Regions from separate parts of the Homo sapiens genome. Here region 2 is linked to region 1. Evidence: chromatin loops called from intact Hi-C (ENCODE). Cell type or tissue: Caco-2. All regions are shown on one strand. Region 1 overlaps PNPLA8 (patatin like domain 8, phospholipase A2). Region 2 overlaps LAMB4 (laminin subunit beta 4).

What was found. Peaks named below come from ENCODE experiments on the same cell type or tissue, not always from the same donor. Only the 100,000 strongest peaks of a DNase experiment are listed, where the experiment ranks them.
Region 2: it touches region 1 in a loop (10-fold over the local background); 8 of 110 quality-filtered maps call a loop at or near these places.

Annotation. Positions count from the first base shown.
Region 1 is chr7:108,494,733-108,499,732 of GRCh38, forward strand. PNPLA8 (patatin like domain 8, phospholipase A2) reads right to left here. Exons shown (of 11, transcript NM_001256007.3): 6 at 2,751-2,845; 7 at 1,852-2,023. Among named protein-coding and RNA genes, the nearest start is that of PNPLA8, 29 kb to the right of the region's middle. In Caco-2, CTCF peaks have their summits at 2,585 (motif pointing left) and 2,789; a DNase peak (open chromatin) is centred at 2,576.
Region 2 is chr7:108,112,386-108,117,385 of GRCh38, forward strand. It overlaps LAMB4 (laminin subunit beta 4), which reads right to left. Exons shown (of 34, transcript NM_007356.3): 3 at 3,619-3,776. Among named protein-coding and RNA genes, the nearest start is that of LAMB4, 15 kb to the right of the region's middle. In Caco-2, a CTCF peak has its summit at 1,916 (motif pointing right); a DNase peak (open chromatin) is centred at 1,946.

The DNA of each region.
Region 1 (5,000 bases):
TAGGATTGTAGAAAAGACTTAAAAACATAAAAGTTAAAAATCATTAAAGGAAAAGATTTGGCTAAATGAAGATGTTTCAATCCTCTACATTAAAAAATTATTAGCACTTTTTCAATATATGGTTAATATATTTACAATACATTGAGGAATATCCCATAAGAAAATAGGCAAAAATTATGCCCTCAAAATTCACACACAAAAAATAAAAAGCCATCAAAAACCAAAACCTTTTTTTAAGTTTAAACTCATCAATAATGAAAGTGATACAAATTGAAACATGAGCTTCAAAATCTCTCAAACTGATGTCATTTTAAAAATTAAGTGTTTGGTGTTCACAAATATTTCATGAAATAGAAATACAAATTGATGTTGGCAGATGAATAAGCTAAAACCACTGTATTGAAGAACAAATTCAGCCATGTATGTATCAAGATTCTTAAAACATGCATATCCTCTGGCCCACAATTTTACTTCTAGAAATTTACTTTACTTAAAGATATAGCCAGAGATTTAAGTAAAGATGTTTATCTAAATTTTATTTTGAACTGCAAGAGTATCTGAAGTATCCTTTTCTAAGAGAGGATTTGTTAAATAAAAAACAGTATATCCATAAAATGGTGAAGAACCATTAATATATGTTTCAAAAAATATTAACTGACATAGGAAATAATCTGTGCATTATCTGAATTTTGTAAAGAGAATGGATACACACACACTCACAACTACACACATATACACTTGTCTATCTGTAAGAAATTACACAAAAAACACATCACCATGTTAATAGTGCTTTTGTTCTTAGTGGGATTATAAATTATTTTTATTGTTTTCTCGATATATTTTCTATTTCCTATATAATAATTATTTTAAGAAGACATCAACATTGGACCCAATAAATATGCTTCTTATATAGTGACCTACTAATATATTCTGAAATGTGAGAAGAAATTTAAAGTTTTCTATGACAGCATTGTTCATAATCCCAAAAAATTAGGAACATAAATGTCGTAAATGTCCATAAAAATCCTAAATGGAAATGATTAAGAAAGTGTAACATCCCACTCTGGAGTACAGTGTAGTCTTTAAAAATATGTCAGGAGATTTTAAGAACGTTTGAAAAAAGGAGAAGGATACGAATTTACAACTACAATCTAATATCAGCTATACAAAATGTATAAGGTCTAATAAACTAGAAGGAGATATATTAAAGTCTACAGCTCTGAATAACAGGATTGTGGATGATTTTATGCTTATATTTTATGATTATATATACTTTGGGAGGCAGGCCAATCACTTGAGGTTAGGAGCCTGAGCAACATGGTGAAATCTTCTCTCTACTAAAAACAGAAAAAATTAGCTGGGCATGGTGGTGCACACGTGTGGTCCCAGCTACTTGGGAGGCTGACGTGGGAGGATCACTTGAGCCTGGGAAGTTGAGGCTGCAGTGAGCCAAGATAGCACCACTGTACTCTACCCTGGGCAACGGGAGTGAGAGCGTGTGTCGAAAAACAAATAAAAATAAAAATAATTGAATATTTTAGAATGACTTGAGACACATTTAATATGTTAAGTAAAAACAACAGGATGCAAGTATCTCATATTTTTAAAAAAGGCAATTGCAACTTTTACATGCAAATCTCACACACACAAACCCCCCAAAACAATTACTAAACTATGATTCACCAAAATACTAACAGTGGTTATCTCTAATTAGTCAAATAATTTAATATTCTTGATATTTTTCAAATTATAATATGCAAGAATATAATTTAATATTGACATTTTTCAAATTATAATATGCACATACTACCTATATAATCAGAAGATTTAAAAAGAGTAATTGTAACTTACTTAAGAATGTTTTCCCATGTTTGACTGTCATAAAATGCATGGCTCCAACTCATTTTTACTGTTCCAACAATGACATTTTGTGAAAATACATCTGATCCTAATTTTCGATAAAGTTCCTCACATTCATCCAAGGGCATATGAAACAACCCCAACATGAAAGCTAATATGGCACCTGGAAAAAAGAATCCTTAGCTTTTATCAGTGTTAAGTTATAGCCCTTATGATGTAAGATTTCCTGAATCATAGTTTTGGCTTAAATTTTAGCGTTGATACTTTCTAGCTATGTCACCTGGGACAAATGACTTTCCTTCTCAGAGCCCCATTTGTTTCAGGGGTAAAATGGGAGTAATAAGAACAACCAAAATTCATGTGTCTTACTGGGTTAACAAATGTAAAGGGATTTACCAGGTCTCAAAAAGGATTAAATAAATGCTACCCCCAATAATGATAATAATAATAATTTAAAAATATTTACAAATGTGTTGTTTTACATTAAATTATATATAAGATACTATGGTAGATAATTCACGTTCTTTCTAACATCAATGAATTACTTAGTTTTAGTCACAGAATATGGTATATTTGACAACTCACCAAATCACTAAGCAATTCTCCTTCAAGTTAGTCCTAGGAACCAATGTAATTAAACATATTAGGTACTCTTGGATGTCCTTTTAAACAGCTGATTCCATATCTAGCTATAATAGGTAGGACACACTGCCACCTAGTGTGCCTAACTGGCATAACCATGAACAAAAGACAAAAAAGGAAGTACAAAATTTTGGGGTATGGAGAGAGGGCTGAAGAAGGCAAAGGACTATGATCTTAAACATAAGTGCTTAATGTTCTTTTCCTTAATGTACTGCCAGAATGCACCACTTCCATATAATAATAATTACCTGTGCTTACACCACAAATGTAATCAAAGAGCTGATGAACTGGCTTCTGAGTAAGTTCAACTAATTTTCGTAGGGTCTGGAGAGCAACCACGCCCCTACAGAAAAGATTAAAGACAAAATGACAATTCCTGTTTAAAGAAAAAATAATTTAAGCTGTTGAATAAAACAATCTAATAATTGCTTTTAGAGTTTATATGCTAACATGAAAATTAATAATATAAATCAAAATCAGTAAAAATTGCCTGTCCAAATTTTTAGTATTACTTTTGAAAATCTAATATCTAAATGATAAAAAAACCTACACTAAGGCAGCACATTTTAAAATTTATATTAGTATCTCTCTCTTGTTTTTTCACTGAACCCATCCTTCTGCAGAACAGTATCTCTTTAAGAATAAATCTGGCCAGGCAGTGGCTCATTCTTGTAATCCCAGCGCTTTGGGAGGTTGAGGTAAGAGGATCACTTGAGGCCAGGAGTTCAAGACCAGCTGAACAATATAGCGAGATCCCATTTCTACAGAAAAAAAAAAAAAAAGTAAAAAGAAGAAGAAATCCACTCAAATACACTTCTTAAGAATGCCAAAAACCAACAAACAACTAAATAAGAATACAAAGATATGCCAATATAAAATTGAAAAAAAAAACAAAAAACAAAAAAAAAAACAAAAAAAACTGGAAAACACTTAAAAACTCACTCACTGGTTTTGGAATGCCATACCTTGGTTTCCTCTCTTACTAACATAGTTGGTCACCTATGACTCTATACATTTTTGTCTTACATATTTCACCAGATTTTTTTTTTTGAGATGGAGTCTCACTCTGTTGCCCAGGCTGGAGTGCAGTGGCTCACTGGGCTCACTGCAACCTCCGCCTCCTGGGTTCATGCCATTCTCCTGCCTCAGCCTCCCGAGTAGCTGGGACTACAGGAGCCTGCCACCATGCCTGGCTAATTTTTTTTTTTTTTTGTATTTTTAGTAGAGACAGGGTTTCACCATGTTAGCCAGGATGGTCTCGATCTCCTGACCTCATGATCCACCCGCCTCAGCCTCCCAAAGTGCTAAGATTACAGGTGTGAGCCACTGCACCCGGCCACCAGTCAGATTTTTAAGCTCCCTTTTCTTTATTCATTTTTAAAAACTCTCAATAACTTCAGGTTAACCCTCTATATTAATGGTATATTAATTAATGTTGCTGACTTTGCTCATTTCTGAATCCTTGCCAACAGCAGTTAATAGCTTCATGAAGGAATGCGAAACGATGAAAAAGCTTAGGAGATATAGACCAATTGAGGGTGTATGTACCATGTAAACTGTCATGTGTGTATCATGACAATTTTTAACAGTGGGAGAATAAAAAAACGATGAAAAGCTCTATTCCCAACACAAGGTAGGGGGTAGGTAAGTCCTGGAACACAAAGGTAGTTAGGCATCAAAAAATTTTGAGTGTCAAATTGTGCTTGATAATGTTAACAAGAAGTAACTAGAAAATTATGTAAGATTAAAGTAGAAAACCAAAGATGCTGATTTTTTAAATACAACAAATAATGTGCATTTGAGGAGAGTTAAGATATCTTATGAAAGAGGTACATTATTAATTCAAGACAAGACATGATGAATTAAATGTAATGCTGGATAAAATATATTTAACAATGTGACCTCTATTATCACAAAAAGGAAATAAAATAGGCACGTATATGTTCACACAGAAAAAGATTAGAAGAAAATAAATCAAAATACTAAAATAATCTTAAGAGTTGTGAGCTATGGTTTTGGGGTTTTTTTCTCTCTCAGGTTTTTCTAACTACTCGTATAATTGGGAAACTTAACTATTTAAAAATGTTGTACTCATAAATTCCGAATGAATTTAAATACGTATATATCTGCCAAGTTGCCACAGCTGTCTGTGTCTACCACTGTAGGTTCTCTTATAACAAAGAAGTCAAAGACAGGGTTTTTTATTTTTTCTCTCAATCCCTCATACATTACTGCTTTCCGCACAAACCTCCCATCTGGGCTGCTTTCCCATATTCCCCTAAACCAAGTTTTCTCAACAGCAGAACCGCTGACATTCTGGGTTGGATAATCTTTGTTTTGCGGGGCTGTCCTGTGCACTGTATGATGTTTAGTCACAACTGTCCTCTTCAAACTAGATGCAAGTGGCAGTGCTCTAGTTGTGACAACTAAAAATGTCTCCAGACACTGCCAAATGTCCTTTAGGGAGCAAAATCACCTCCAGTGGAGAATTACTAACC
Region 2 (5,000 bases), 380 kb before region 1:
GGTTCAAGAGACTCTCATGCCTCAGTCTCCTGAGGAGCTGGGATTACAGGCATGCACCACCACACCCGGCTATTTTTTTGTATTTTTATTAGAGACAGGTTTTCACCATGTTGGCAGGCTGGGTCTTGAACTCTTGGCCTCAAGTGATCTGCCTGCCTTGGCCTCCGAAAGTGATGAGATTACAGGTGTGAGCCACTGACCCCAGCCTGCTTAGGATGGATTTTTGAAGGTTACAACAGCAAAGGCTGGCCTTTGAGTTTGCTTAATTTAATGCATCTACTTGCAGCTATACTTGAAACTCCTAAGGGGCTCTGTAAGGATTTCCAAAGCACTGTCAGTGGCCTGCAGTTATTCCTGGCTAATACTCAGAGGACTCTGAAGGAGCTCTTTTGCAAAGCTTCTGGGAAGCGGGGGCTGATCATTATAACCTTCTGTGCTGGAAATTGCCTACAACAGCATAGGTGCTCAGCTGGTGGCACTCAGTGCACGTTGCTTGTATGTCCTAGCCATGGCTCACAAGGCCCAACATGATCTGGCCAGGGCCACCTCTTTGCCTTTATGTCTACTTGGCTTTTCACTCTCTTGACTCTGGCTACACATGCTTCTTGCTATTTTTTAAGCACTTAGAGTCAGAAGAGTTCAAGTTGTTCTTCCTCCCAGCTAGTCTTATCTCTTGCTCCTTCCCTTATTTCAGGTTTCTGTTAGAATGCCTTCATTTCAAAGAGCCTTTCCCTGACTACCCTATTAAAATGCCACCATCTTTTCACCCCCATGGCCCTCTGCCACTCTCTATTTTTTGTCCTGCTTTATATATTTCCTAAGCCCTTATCACTACTTGAGGCTATATTATACAGTTGTTGGTTTATTGTCTGTCTCTATAATAAGAATAAAAACTGAATGGGGCAAGGACCTGGTTTTATTTATTGCTGTATCTCCATTACCTAGAATAGTGTGTGGTACATAGTAGATGTTCAGTAAAATTTATTAAATGCAGGATGATTTTAATGATTATTTCAGCTACAGTCAAAACAAATCAACCCTTCGAGAGATTCATATAATCAGTGTATCTTAGCATCACTGGTCACTATAGGCCTTATTGTTGAAGAAAGCCAAAATGCCTTTTGAAAATTAAGGCAAAATGGATCTAAATAAATTTTGCATAGGGGTAGGCCCATCCCAGTGACCAGTAGAAGCTTTGTGATTCTATCAAAAGTGATGGTCTTCAAATAATTTCCAATAATACTATGGAAATTACTTGAGAAAATGTTTAACTTCAGGGCTTGTGGACCATTTTTTGGTTAACATTTTAGAAGTATAATCTTTGATGAGGTTGGCTTCAGAGGATGCTAAGTTGTGGCCACTAAATGTGAGTTCCATCTTGGATAATTTAATAGGTCAATGTTGACTGGAAGCTTCTGAACAAAATGTTTTGCTTGGTAGCTCTTTCTTAGATAACAGATGGGAAAAAATCATCCTCCATGCTGCGTGAATGTTTGTCTAGACCAGTGGTCGTAGCCCCTTCTATAATACACTTTGTCAGCCTGAAATATTTTGAGGTTTTTTCCAGCTCTAAGCTTTCTAAGATTTCTGTCATTCTCTAGACAAAAGAAGCCTCCACAGTTGGAGTTACTTCTATTTTTGGTGGTATAACTTTGAGATATAAGAACACCAATTTCTAATTATCATCAGAGTATGTTGGCTCAGGCAACAGTAAGCAAATGCCAGTGGGAGAACAAGATGGCTGGCGCTCATATTGGAAAGTGGCGGTGGCTCATGCCTGTAATTCCAGCATTTGGGAGGCTGAGGCAGACGGATCACTTTAACCCAAGAGTTGGAGACCAGCTTGGGCAACATAGTGGGACTGGTCTCTATAAAAATACCAAAAATTAACAGGGCATGGTGGTGCTTGCCTACTCCACCAGTAGGTGGAGTAGCCTCCCCTACTTGGGAAGCTGAGGTGGGAAGATCACCTGAGCCTGGGAGGTTGGGGCTGCAGTGAGCTGTGATCATGCTACTGCATGCCAGCCTGGGTGACAGAGCGAGACCCTATCTAAAAAATAGAGTTGAGAACCAATTCTTTGTCCAGAGCACCTGGACTTAGTAGTCACCTGGCCTAGAGTTGAGCAGAACTTCCACCATGTAATTTCCTTGCACATGCAGAGAATTTGCTTTCTTACACAAGTACTTCCCAAACTTAGAACAGTGATATGCACCCAAGTATTGTCTCCACTTATTTATAATAGTCACCTTTTACTAGAAACCAATTTGAATACAAAGCATTTCCCAGAGACTTAAGCAGTTGCTTTAAATGAACAATACATGGAAAAGCCTGGACCACTAACATTAGGCTTATGTCCAACTTCCTTCCTGCACATCCTCTCATTTATGGGGTGGACGTGATTACCTCAGGGTTTTTGGTAGGGACGATACTCAGATGACCTTGGATGCTTGTTCTGTTCCCAGTACATGGAGAGGAAAAGAAACCTGAAAAGCCACTTATCCTTTTATAAAACTGATCTTTAAGGGGAAAAGGCACAAAACTATGTTCACATTGGGAATTTATGATTTTTAGACAGTATAACTTCCAAGTAGTATTATGTTGGTGTACAATCAATTCAAAGTTCTACACCTCTTCCATCTCAAGGCAGAGCAATGAGGACTCATGTTCAGCATAATGGCAGCAGGCCCTGATGAATCTTCAAACTTCATTAAATGAGTCAATTAGGTTTCCTCTATGGGAGTGGCAAAGGTAGCCAAGTAGACTAGTAAATTTTATAGCAATTCCTTACAAAGACTAACCAAAAAGACTTTTATGTCTCATTCTGAAGGTAACAGGAAATGGAAATTAAGCAAATCTTCCTTATTTTTGATCAGTTAAGGTTTCCTGGACTTTGAATTACATGAGAGTTGGCTCTCTGCATCTGCAAGTTCCATATTTGTGGATTCAACCAACCAAGGATTGAAAATATTTGGGAAAAAATAACAACAATAAAACAATAACAGGGTAGGCCCAGTGGCTTAGCCTGTAATCCCAGCAACTCAGGAGGCTGAGGTGGGAAGATCGCTTGAGGCAAGGAGTTCGAGATCAGCCTGGGCAACATAGTGAGACCCTGTCTCTAAAAAGACAAAATTAAAATTAGCCAGGTGTGGTGGTGCATGCCTGTATTTTTAGCTGCTTCAGAGGCTGAGGTACACTCCAGCCTGGGCAGCAGAGTGAGACCCCTGTCCCTAATGAAATAAAAATAAGATTAACAATATAACAATAAAAAGAACACATTTTAAGATGTAGTGTAATAATTATTTACATAACATTTACATTATGTTAGGTATTACAAGTAATCTAGAGATTATTTAAAGTACATGGGAGGATATAGGTAGGTTACATGTAAATACTATGCCATTTTAGATCAGGGACTTGAGCATCCATGGATTTCGGTGTTGGGGGAAAGGGTCCCGGCACCAACGCCCCGTGGATACTGAGGGACAACTGCACCAGTGTCTCCATTGTTTAAAAAGGAAGTTGTCTCCTTTAATGTCTGAGTAGCCCCAGGTGTACCTGGAAAAATCTACATCATTGATTAAATAATGTCCCAGCAAATAAACAAAGAGCCAACCCACCTCCAGGTAACTGAGGATGCAGTATTTCTGGGCTCTGCTCAGCCCACAGGTAGAAGAAGCCATAAGCTGCGTGTTCCTGCCCACCAGGAGATCACCAGTGGTGGGATGACAGGCACCCCTGTTGCAGTCATCTTGAGCTTTTGAGTAACTGAGCCACCCTTGAACACAACAGAAATAGCTTACACGGAAGGCAGTCTAAGGACAGCACAGGGCCTGCAGAAATGACTGGTTAAGGGGGAAAGTTATGTATTTATTTAATATTGGCCAAAGATGTATCAGACTTTTAAGTTTATTAATAGATGACAAATGGTCCCTACTTTGCTTGCTGGGTGGCATGAGGTGTAATACCTCTTTGAGTCTTTTGAAATCTGTATTTCAAAATACAGATTTGGATTAAAAATAAATACTTCTAAAATGTGTTGAACTGAACTCCATATCAGCAGGATTCTCCATCAAAAAGAGATACCGAGAATAATACACTTGAAAGATACTGCATTCTGTATCCCTTTCTTATTTGCAATGGACACCCGCATATGAAAGTCCAAGAGATGCTTCCATGAAACTAAAACGAACAAAACAAAACTCTTTAATGTTGTTTAATCTAGCATTTCCCAAATTTATTTCACCATGGAAGGCATTTTTTATTCAAATCAGGTTAACATTTTGTGCAATACTAGGAAAACACTTGGGAAATCCTAAACTCAATTTTGTTTAAGTGTCTTCCAGTCTTAAAAACCCTATGAATTTTGCCAGGCACACTGGCTCATGCCTGTACATCTCAGCACTTGGGAGACTGAGGTGGGAGAAGTGCGTGAGGCCAGGAGCTCAAGACCAGCTTCTTCAATATAGTGAGACTCCCATCTCCACAAAAAAATGAAAAGAAATTAGCCAGGCATGGTGGTTCATGCTTGTAGTCCCAGCTACTCAGGAAGCTGAGGCGGGAGGATTGCTTGAGCCCAGGTATTCAAGTCTATAGTGAGCTATAATGGTGCCATTGCAATCCAGCCTGAGTGACAGAGCAAGACCCTATCTCAAAAGCAACACCAAAAACAATCCTATCATTTTGGAAATGGGGAGGTCAACATGTCTTACTTAGAGATTGAATTTAAAGTTAAATCTCAGGAATTAAGTTATAAACCCATATAATCAAATTATTCTGGAAAATTTCATAAATTACCTATATAGTACAGCATACATGGTTTTGTGTAGACAAATCCTAACATAACGTTTGAGAACTATCAAGTTAGATAAAGAAGGAAACAAAGGAAACTCTACATGCAAATGAGCAAGCATTCTAATCATTCCGAGTTAAGATAACTGTTAAACATCTATACGGGCATGAGGGGCAAGTAGGGTCATCTGAAATAGTTCTTTCCATCATG